2 separate regions of the Homo sapiens genome follow, and region 1 is linked to region 2. A link is an interaction called in ENCODE POLR2A ChIA-PET data of the cell type or tissue named here. Cell type or tissue: OCI-LY7. All regions are shown on one strand. Links, peaks and the distances in the headings refer to the core of each region. The heading gives the core; the rest is flanking DNA. Region 1 has its middle 78 kb from the start of DMD. Region 2 overlaps DMD (dystrophin).

The links. ChIA-PET counts read pairs that join two places held together with the same protein. Peaks named below come from ENCODE experiments on the same cell type or tissue, not always from the same donor. Only the 100,000 strongest peaks of a DNase experiment are listed, where the experiment ranks them.
Region 1: POLR2A ChIA-PET joins it to region 2 with 7 read pairs; 2 of 35 experiments call an interaction of 5 or more read pairs at or near these places.

What each region holds. Positions count from the first base shown.
Region 1 is chrX:33,286,926-33,291,328 of GRCh38, forward strand. It overlaps a transcript of DMD not described here. Among named protein-coding and RNA genes, the nearest start is that of DMD, 78 kb to the left of the region's middle. In OCI-LY7, for the core only: no CTCF peak of the experiment used is centred there; no DNase peak of the experiment used is centred there.
Region 2 is chrX:33,178,550-33,182,952 of GRCh38, forward strand. The region is part of intron 1 of DMD (dystrophin); the gene reads right to left. Among named protein-coding and RNA genes, the nearest start is that of DMD, 31 kb to the right of the region's middle. In OCI-LY7, for the core only: no CTCF peak of the experiment used is centred there; no DNase peak of the experiment used is centred there; H3K27ac peaks cover 1,628 bases.

The DNA of each region.
Region 1 (4,403 bases), core at 282-4,281, 110 kb after region 2:
CTATGGATGTATGCAGATGACTCTGAGGTTGAAGAGATGCGGGGGAGCAACAAAATGGAAGACGTCTGGATCCTTGCATCGTCACATGCAGGAAAGCAACACGCTGCCATGGAATGCCATGGACTGTGACATGAGCAAACAATAAATATCTGTTGTGTTAAGGCACTGAAATTGTGGGTTTGGTTTGCTATGCTAGCTAGCATTAAAAGAATGAATATACTATCACGCTTTGCAATCGTTCTACAACTTTCCTTTTTCACTCAATATTATATATTTGGGTTACATAATTATTGTGAGATATGGATCTAATTAATACAGGGTTTTTCAAAAGTGGCACTTTTAACGTTTTGGACTGATAATTGTTTGTTCGGGGGAGGCCGTCCTTTGCATTGTAGGATGTTTGCCAGAATCTCTGTCTTCTACCTACTAGATGCCAGTACAATGCTACCACTTCCGCAGTAATTACGATAAAAAAAACTGCAGACATTGTCAAATGTCTTATTCATGGCCAAACTCATGCCTGGTTGAGAACCACTTATCTAATACACTCTTTTTAGCTGCTTGATAGTATTTCACCACAGGCATCAAGGATATTTATTATATTTTTACACTATTGAACAATGAAAATCCTTGTAACTGATTTTGAGCTGAATTATGATACCCATACTAGCTGCTTAAGAAGAAGAAATGCCTTTTCTTCAACATCAATAAAAAGTAAAGCATAAAATTATATAGATCTGAAAAGTAAGGAACGGTTAAAAAGACAGGAGTAGAATGTAGAGCACTAGGCCAGTGCAAAAATAGAAGCTGAACTCTAAACTGGGACACAATCACACCTTAGTTGTTAATTTAAGTAATGGATGCTTCTGAGTTAGGAATATTAGCTCACTCACACCACAATCCATCATCAGGCAATCCTTTATGATTCTTACCTTCTCCAAAACAATTCCTACCATTCAACTCATCTGCAAAGCCTGTCAGTGCTCCCTGCAAATAATACTTCATGTGAGGCTACTTTCTTTCCTTCATAAGTGCCACTACCCTTGTCAAAGCCACCCCGCAAAAGTGAAAGAGCCTCCTCGAGGTGAATGGCTTTCCAGCCTTCTGGAAAGCTGGCTGAGCCACTGATGATGATGTGGCCTTTTTATTCTAGGTTTAGTTTAAGGATTATAAAAAACCAGATATTTATATAAATATTCTCTTGAATGGAAGCACATAGATGATTAGTTCAAATTCTTTCGAAGTGGTGATGTAATATCCCAGTTGAACAGGGTAAGGTAAAAATAAAGATTTTACTTTCTATAACTAGGCAGATCTCACATTGGGCCTTTAGTGTCATGGGTGCCATTCCACTGGGAAATCTGATGGACCGGGGAAGCCATATTTCCGAATAGGTTATCTGTTCCTATTTATGTGGTCATCCAGTTTTTGAAATTTTTTAACTAAATCAATTGCAAACTTCATCTAACCTTATTGTATAGATAAACACAATTTACTTCGGCCAACCTGTACCCAACATAAAACTCTGTATCTCCTGAGATCTTGCCCTCTCTATATTCTTCTCACTGCAAACAGCATCAGAGTAATGCCCAAGTGTACATCCCATTGTGACATCCCCTCAAATTGTTCAATGGCCTCCTATTGACCTTAGGATGAAGTTAAAACACTCTAGATTCACAGGTGTCCCGTCAAACTTTCCTGCCTCATTTCATGGCTCCACAGATGCTGGCCTCTATCATTTCCCTAAGTTCGCTAATTCTTCGAAGCTTAAGAGCCATTGTACATGTTATTTCTCTGTACTGAATGTCTTCCCCTTCTCTCTCCCTCCAATTTTTATAGTTCAGAGGATCTCAGCGTAAATATCACCTTTCCAGAAAGGTCATTAGAACATTAAGGATTGTAACCAAGAGACAATAGCTGTTGGTTTTATTTTTTATTCTTGTGGCATATGCCAACTAACTTGCACAGTGCCTAAAGTCGAAAAGGGCTCAGTTACTATAGACACAAGCAAATATGACCTGAGCTACCAACAAAATTACATCCGAAGACAACAGGAAGACGAGACTGTGAGGTTTCCAAGTTTATAGACAAGGTCAGACAAGGAAGTCATTAGGCTCGTCTCTGTCAATTTTGAACAACAAAGTTATTATTTCTATCTTGCAACAACAAAATATAGTTTTTTTAATTAAAAAAATCTTCATTTAAGAAATTGCTGCAGGAAAATAACTTTGAATTGCAAGTATAAAGAAAATTTTCTGAGCCCTAGATGCTCTTTTTTTCCTTTGAAAACCATTATTTTCAAAGGAAATTGTTTTAAAACATAATTTTTTAAAATAAGGTGTAAACGCTCATTCACAGAAGAGCCCTAAGTCATGCTACAATAAAGATGTAAGTAGAATATGGGATTTGAGTCATTTTTTCAATCCAAGGAAAATTTCAGAACAAAATATTTTTGGAGGTGTCCAATATTTGTTTAGTTTCACACAGAAAGACACTATTTACATTCAATATATTTTAAAAACTGTACACATGTTCTATAAGATTATCAATACCAATTTACTCATTTTTCAAAAACTATTTTTTAAGTGTTTGTTTGACAATAAGAAAATTCTTTTAGGTGGTGTTTCAAGGAAGGCCACACATTTTAACATAATTCTAAGTTGAGGTGAATTCATAATATAAGACATTTTGATATCTGTCAACAAAGACTCTTTACTTGAAGAACAGTCATTCAAGGTCTGTGTCCTTAAATATAACATTCCAGATAGCTTTTAATTTCAAGTCTTTTATTTCCAAAAGATTTTCTGTGGATTATCTATTATAGTTACTAACAAAATAATAATTCACACCAGGCAATTATATCCTGGTATTTGATAAAACTTGGATGTTTACCATTTCAAGAATGATTTCCTGAAAAAGAAAAAGAAAACAGCTGATATTCAAAGTCAGCCATTTTCTGCAGAATGAGCAATTATTTAAAAGGAAATAACTTTTAAATGAGCGCATATATTCCAGGCACATATTTTCTGCTGCTTACTGAACAAGTCCACTTCAAACATAACATGACATGAATAAAAAACAAAAGAAAACAAAACGAATTCCACCCCAAATGTGCTCCTCCTTATATATTTCTCACCTTGGTAAATGGAACTACTATTTATTAAACTTCTCTTGTCAGAACTTTGTATCATTTAAGATTTCTGTCTTCCTCACCTTCATTTAATCAAGCTTCAAGACACGTAGATTCTACCACTAAAAAGTGTTTTTAAACAGTGTCTATTGTTACTATTCTAATCAAAATCATATTACACTTATGACTTTATAAGTACTACGACCTCCTACTGGTCTTTCATCTTTCCTCAGCCTGTTGATCCTCCAATCCCTATATAAGTACCTCTATTCCCAATAAAGTCTCTCTGCCACATGAACTCACAATGAGCTTTAAAAAGATAAAGATGATGATGTTATTCCGTTTGACTAAATCTCATAAGCGGCTCCTTATTTTTTTGGTTATAAAATCCAGAATGCTAAACACGAACTATAGGATGCTGCATGAGGTAATCCCTGTTTACATATCTCCCCCAACCCATGTTGATTCATTCATCTTTCCTCATTCTAGCTGTGCTTGACTTTAGTTCCTCAAATATACTTGCTTCTTTATGTCTCAGGTCTTTAATACATGCATGCTATACAAGCCAGAAAACATCTTACCACCACCCTCAAGTAATATAAACTAGACAAGTGCATACAATGTCTTTAATTCCTGGTCAATTTTTATCTTCAAGTGAACTTTACTATAAGTGAAAGCTTTTGTTTGCTTGATTTATACATGGTCACAAAATAAGCTGCCAGAAAGTCGAATTTCTTTCCTCCTAGCTTAAAAATACATCTACCCCTCCTTCATCCTTAAAAAAGAAAATGCATCTTCATAAAAAGATTACAACTTTTGAATATAAAAGTCATGTTTTTCAAACAACGGATATATTCTCAACATATATGTATTTCCCACCAATTATGAGACACAACAAAAAAAGAAAATTTCAGGCCAATATCCCTGATGAACATCAATGCAAAAATCCTCAATAAAATACTGGCAAACTGAATCCAGCAGCACATCAAAAAGCTTACCCACCACGATTAAGTCGACTTCATCCCTGGGAAGCAAGGCTGGTTCAACACATGCAAATCAATAAACATAATCCAGCACATAAACAGCACCAATGACAAAAACTACGATTATCTCAATAGATGCAGAAAAGGCCTTCGATAAAATTCAACACCCCTTCATGCTAAAAACTCTTAATAAACTAGGTATTGTTGGAGTATATCTTAAAACAATAAGAGCTATTTATGACAAACCCACAGACAATATCATAGTGAATGGGCAAAAGCTGGAAGCATTC
Region 2 (4,403 bases), core at 167-4,166:
TTTTTGTTACACCTCAGATTTTCCTGAAAAAGTGCATTGTCAAAACATATCATTATTTTTAAAACAAAGAGTGTATAAATGTATTATTAAATACATTAAAACCAGACAAAGGCTCATAAATTAATGCAAACGTGTGGAATAGTTTCATCACACAAGTGAAAATTAAATTGGACTGCTCTGCCATAATAAAGCTCTGTTTGCCTGCTTTGAAATGAAAAGCATCATGCAACTTTTACTGCTGCGTTTCTTTGAAAAGTACCAAATCTCTCTTCTGAGTTGCTCTTGTCTTTTTGAGTATAAGGTATTTATTACCACTGGGATAAAAACAGAATGTTGATGGTCACATGATGCAGGCAGCTGGGATTTCAACTCAAGGTCAGTCACTGGACCCTCAGGCAGCCAGATAGTGTTGTTTATTTTTTGCCAAATTGATGATGCCTTTAGCCTTTAAATAAGGAGCACTGACTATGATTAAATTTTGTCCTAAAGAGATATTTCACACTCTAATACATAGAATGTATCTCATTAAAATTGTAACAGAGTAAGAAAAGCTTACTTCAGAGATCTCTCAGAAAAAAATTGGAGTACAGCCTGAAGTTATCTAAAATAATCAGCATGGAACCATGCAGATTTGAAATCAGATGACAAACATGTACTTTCAAAGCATGAACATTTGAAAACAGTAACTTGCATCAGTTTCTAAACGAGGGATTTAATGTAACTATCAGAATAATCAGTGTGAGATACTGAAATATAAAATTGAATTTGGGTCTTCAGAATTAGAAACTTAACAGAAAAAGGAGGTCATTGTAGAAATGTTACGAAATAATTTTGTTTTTATGCCTAATTTAGAAATTGAATGGGCCGGGTGCGATGGCTCACCACTGTAATCTCAGCACTTTGGGAGGCCGAGGCGGGCGGATCACGAGGTCAGGAGATCGAGACCATCCTGGCTAACGCAGTGAAACCCCGTTTCTACTAAAAATACAAAAAAATTAGCCGGGCGTGGTGGCGGGCGCCTGTAGTCCCAGCTACTCGGGAGCCTGAGGCAGGAGAATGGCGTGAACCTGGGAGGCGGAGCTTGCAGTGAGCCGAGATCGCGCCACTGCACTCTAGCCTGGGTGACAGAGCGAGACTCCGTCTCAAAAAAAAAAAAAGAAAGAAAAGAAATTGAATGAAAGTTCATTGATAATGCAGAGATTCTAAAATAAATGTAGCCAAAAATAAAGCCAATCAGCATACCAAAACTATTACAATCTTAGAAATCCATTATGATTTTTAAAAAGTGCTTTTTTTTTTTTTTTCCTCTGAGATGGAGTTTCGCTCTTGTCGCCCAGGCTGGAGGGCAATGGCACGATCTCACCTCAACCTCCGTCTCCAGGGTTCAAGCAATTCTCCTGCCTCAGCTTCCTGAGTAGCTGGGATTACAGGTGTGCACCACCACGCCTGGCTAATTTTGTATTTTTAGTAGAGATGGGGTTTCACCATGTTGGTCAGGCTGGTCTCAAACTCCTGATCTGAAGTGATCTGCCCACCTTGGCCTCCCAAAGTGCTGGGATTACAGGCGTGAGCCACTGAGCCCGGCCGAAAAGTGCTATATTGCTATTCCCTACTATTTATTATTCTGAAAGAGACATATCACATGTTTAAACATTTAAATAACGAACAAACCTCCTGGGATCATCATATTTATCACGCACTTTTTAAAGAAAATCAAACATGCTTCTGTTTATACAAATTTATTCCCATTCTAAATATTTATTTTACAAACAGAATACTTTCTTATATTCTTGGGCTACATGAATCATTATTATCAACAGAAGGGTGTCTGTCATTACAGGAAGCACAATACTTGTATACTTTTGAGGGTTACTCACACACACGCGCACACACACATGCACACACATACACACAGAGTTTGGGACCTACAAGACTTTATAATCTTATTATGCCTGCTACCCATTTCATCTTCTTCTTCACTGTTTGTCTTGTTGTATCTCTGTTCGTTGTGGCCTACCCACCCCTGCTCCTCTCTGACAGTTTTGGGTTGAACTTACCTGGCTCTGGTTCCAGGAGTGGGTGTCTGATGGAACCTGCCCAATCAGAACACTGTACTCCTGAACTAGGTTGATTGATTCAGGAATGTGTAGGTGATTTCTTCAGAGTCAATTACAAGTAATCCTAGGTCTTCTGTTGGAGAGAATGGTGTTTTCATTTTCTATTGGAATTGAGGTACAATGATATAAGTCTAAGACTAATAATGGGTCCCATATCGAGAGATAATGTCTAAGAGCTTTTTTTTTTTTTTTTTTTAAGAGCCTTTGAAAACACAGTGGAGAAAGGGTGAGAGAGGTACTGGGCTAGGTGACATCACTTGAGATCCCAAAACTAACTGTATCTGAAGTAAGTAATACCTCTTCACTTTTTCGTTACATGAGCAAAGGAAACTTTTTTTTTTCTTAAACTGGTTTGCTAGGTTTTTGTAAATTAGCAGAAATGGTGCTTACATACACACATATATGTATGTATGTATATTTTGGTTGAGATTAAGAAATAGAGACCTAGGTTCTAATGATATAACTGACTAAAGATAAAATTAATCCAATTATTGAAAGTTTCAGCACCTCAGTTGCCTCTTTAAACAATGAGTTAGTTAGATTACATGACTGACAGTTGTCTAGATCTAAAATCATTGGATCCAATCAATTGATTTTCATGAATGAACAAAGACATTTAAATCTGGAAGTAAGTTCTATTAAACCTAGTATCTTGATAACCCCAGGCCAGATAAAACTATAAAAAAAAAATGACTGGTCTCTATATCAGTCGATGGGCACCATTTTATAGTTAATTTATTTCAGGAACATGGCAGTTATAACACAGGTAACTATAGGACAAGCTGGTAAACCTCATTGTAGGTAATCACTGAGCTCAGGGAGGTAGCATGATGTGGTGGATAACAGCAAGGGATAGGGAAGGAGAAAGTTTGACTTTCAAAGTCTAATTCTAACTCAGAATTCTTCATCTGTAAAATGGGAACAATAATAGCTCTCTCACAGGCTTGTCCTAAGTATTTACTCACATAATATACACAAAGCTCTTATTACAGTACGTAGCACAAAGTAAGTACTCAAAATTTGCCATATGTCATTATTAGCTGCGGAGCTATTGCACTGACCAAGTGCTTGAAAAAACAAATCATTTCCTTTGGCGTGAGTGTTAATGCACAGAGGCTTTGAAAAATACTATGTGAAAGTCATTAAAAAAAGAAAACCTCTCAGCAGATTAGCTTCCTTCAACCTTTGTAAGATCCTGCTTTTGACGGCCAACCCAGTGCTTTCCACACTTTCTCACACATTGCCTGTTATTTCTGGTCAGGAAAATAAATAAATAAGTGCCCATCTGGCCAAGTATTTTTCCACCTTTATATGAACCAGAAATACCAATTGTTTCTAATGTGTATTCCCCAGATGCAATACTTATCCTCTATTTACAGCTAAGCCACTGATTACTGTGGAAAATATTGTCAGCAAACCATACCCCAAAATGTATTGCTGTGAAAGGGGAAAAAAATATTACAAAACAAAACCCTAAACCGAATCGATAACAGCACTCATGTCTTGGATAGATTTACAGAAAGAGAAGGACGTCGCTATTTTTATTTGCTAAGAGATGTTGCCTTTTTTTATATTAAAATATTTAAAGTTACTTCTCTGATTGATCTGTTTCTTTTGAGACATAATCTTGCTCTGTTGCCCAAGTTGGAATGCAATGGTGAGATCATGACTCACTGTAGCCTTGACCTCCTAGGCTCCAGTGATCCTCCTGCCTCAGCCTCCTGAGTAGGTGGGACTATAGGCGTGTTGTCACTATGCCTGGCTCATTTCTTTTCATTTTTTTTTTGTAGAGATGAGGTCTCACTCTGTTGTCCAGGGTGGTCTTGAACTCCTGGGCTCAAGGGATCCTCTCTCTCCTTGGCCTCCCAAAGTACTGGCATTATAGGCATGAGCCACCACACCCAGCCACTCTGATTTCTGAGTCTTAATCAAAGTAGCAAACTTATAAAGTAGTGATTTCATCACATGCCAATATTAACAAAGAAAAAGGAAGAGTAGAAAAAAAACTCCATAACTGATACTGTAAAATATTTTTCTAATTTGCATAAAGATATCAGTTCTACCCTAGTATATTTACAAGATATGACAATTCACTAACATTTACATTTTAATTCATATAACCAGTTTGTAAGAGAAGGAATCCTATCAAGGAAAATAAGCCTACAGAAAACTAACTTTTTGTGATAAAATGATTTTATAAAGCTGACAATAAGCATTTAAAGAAGTACTAGAACATGAACCTTTAACACATATCCAATCTACTGTTTTAGAAAAAATTAAGAATGA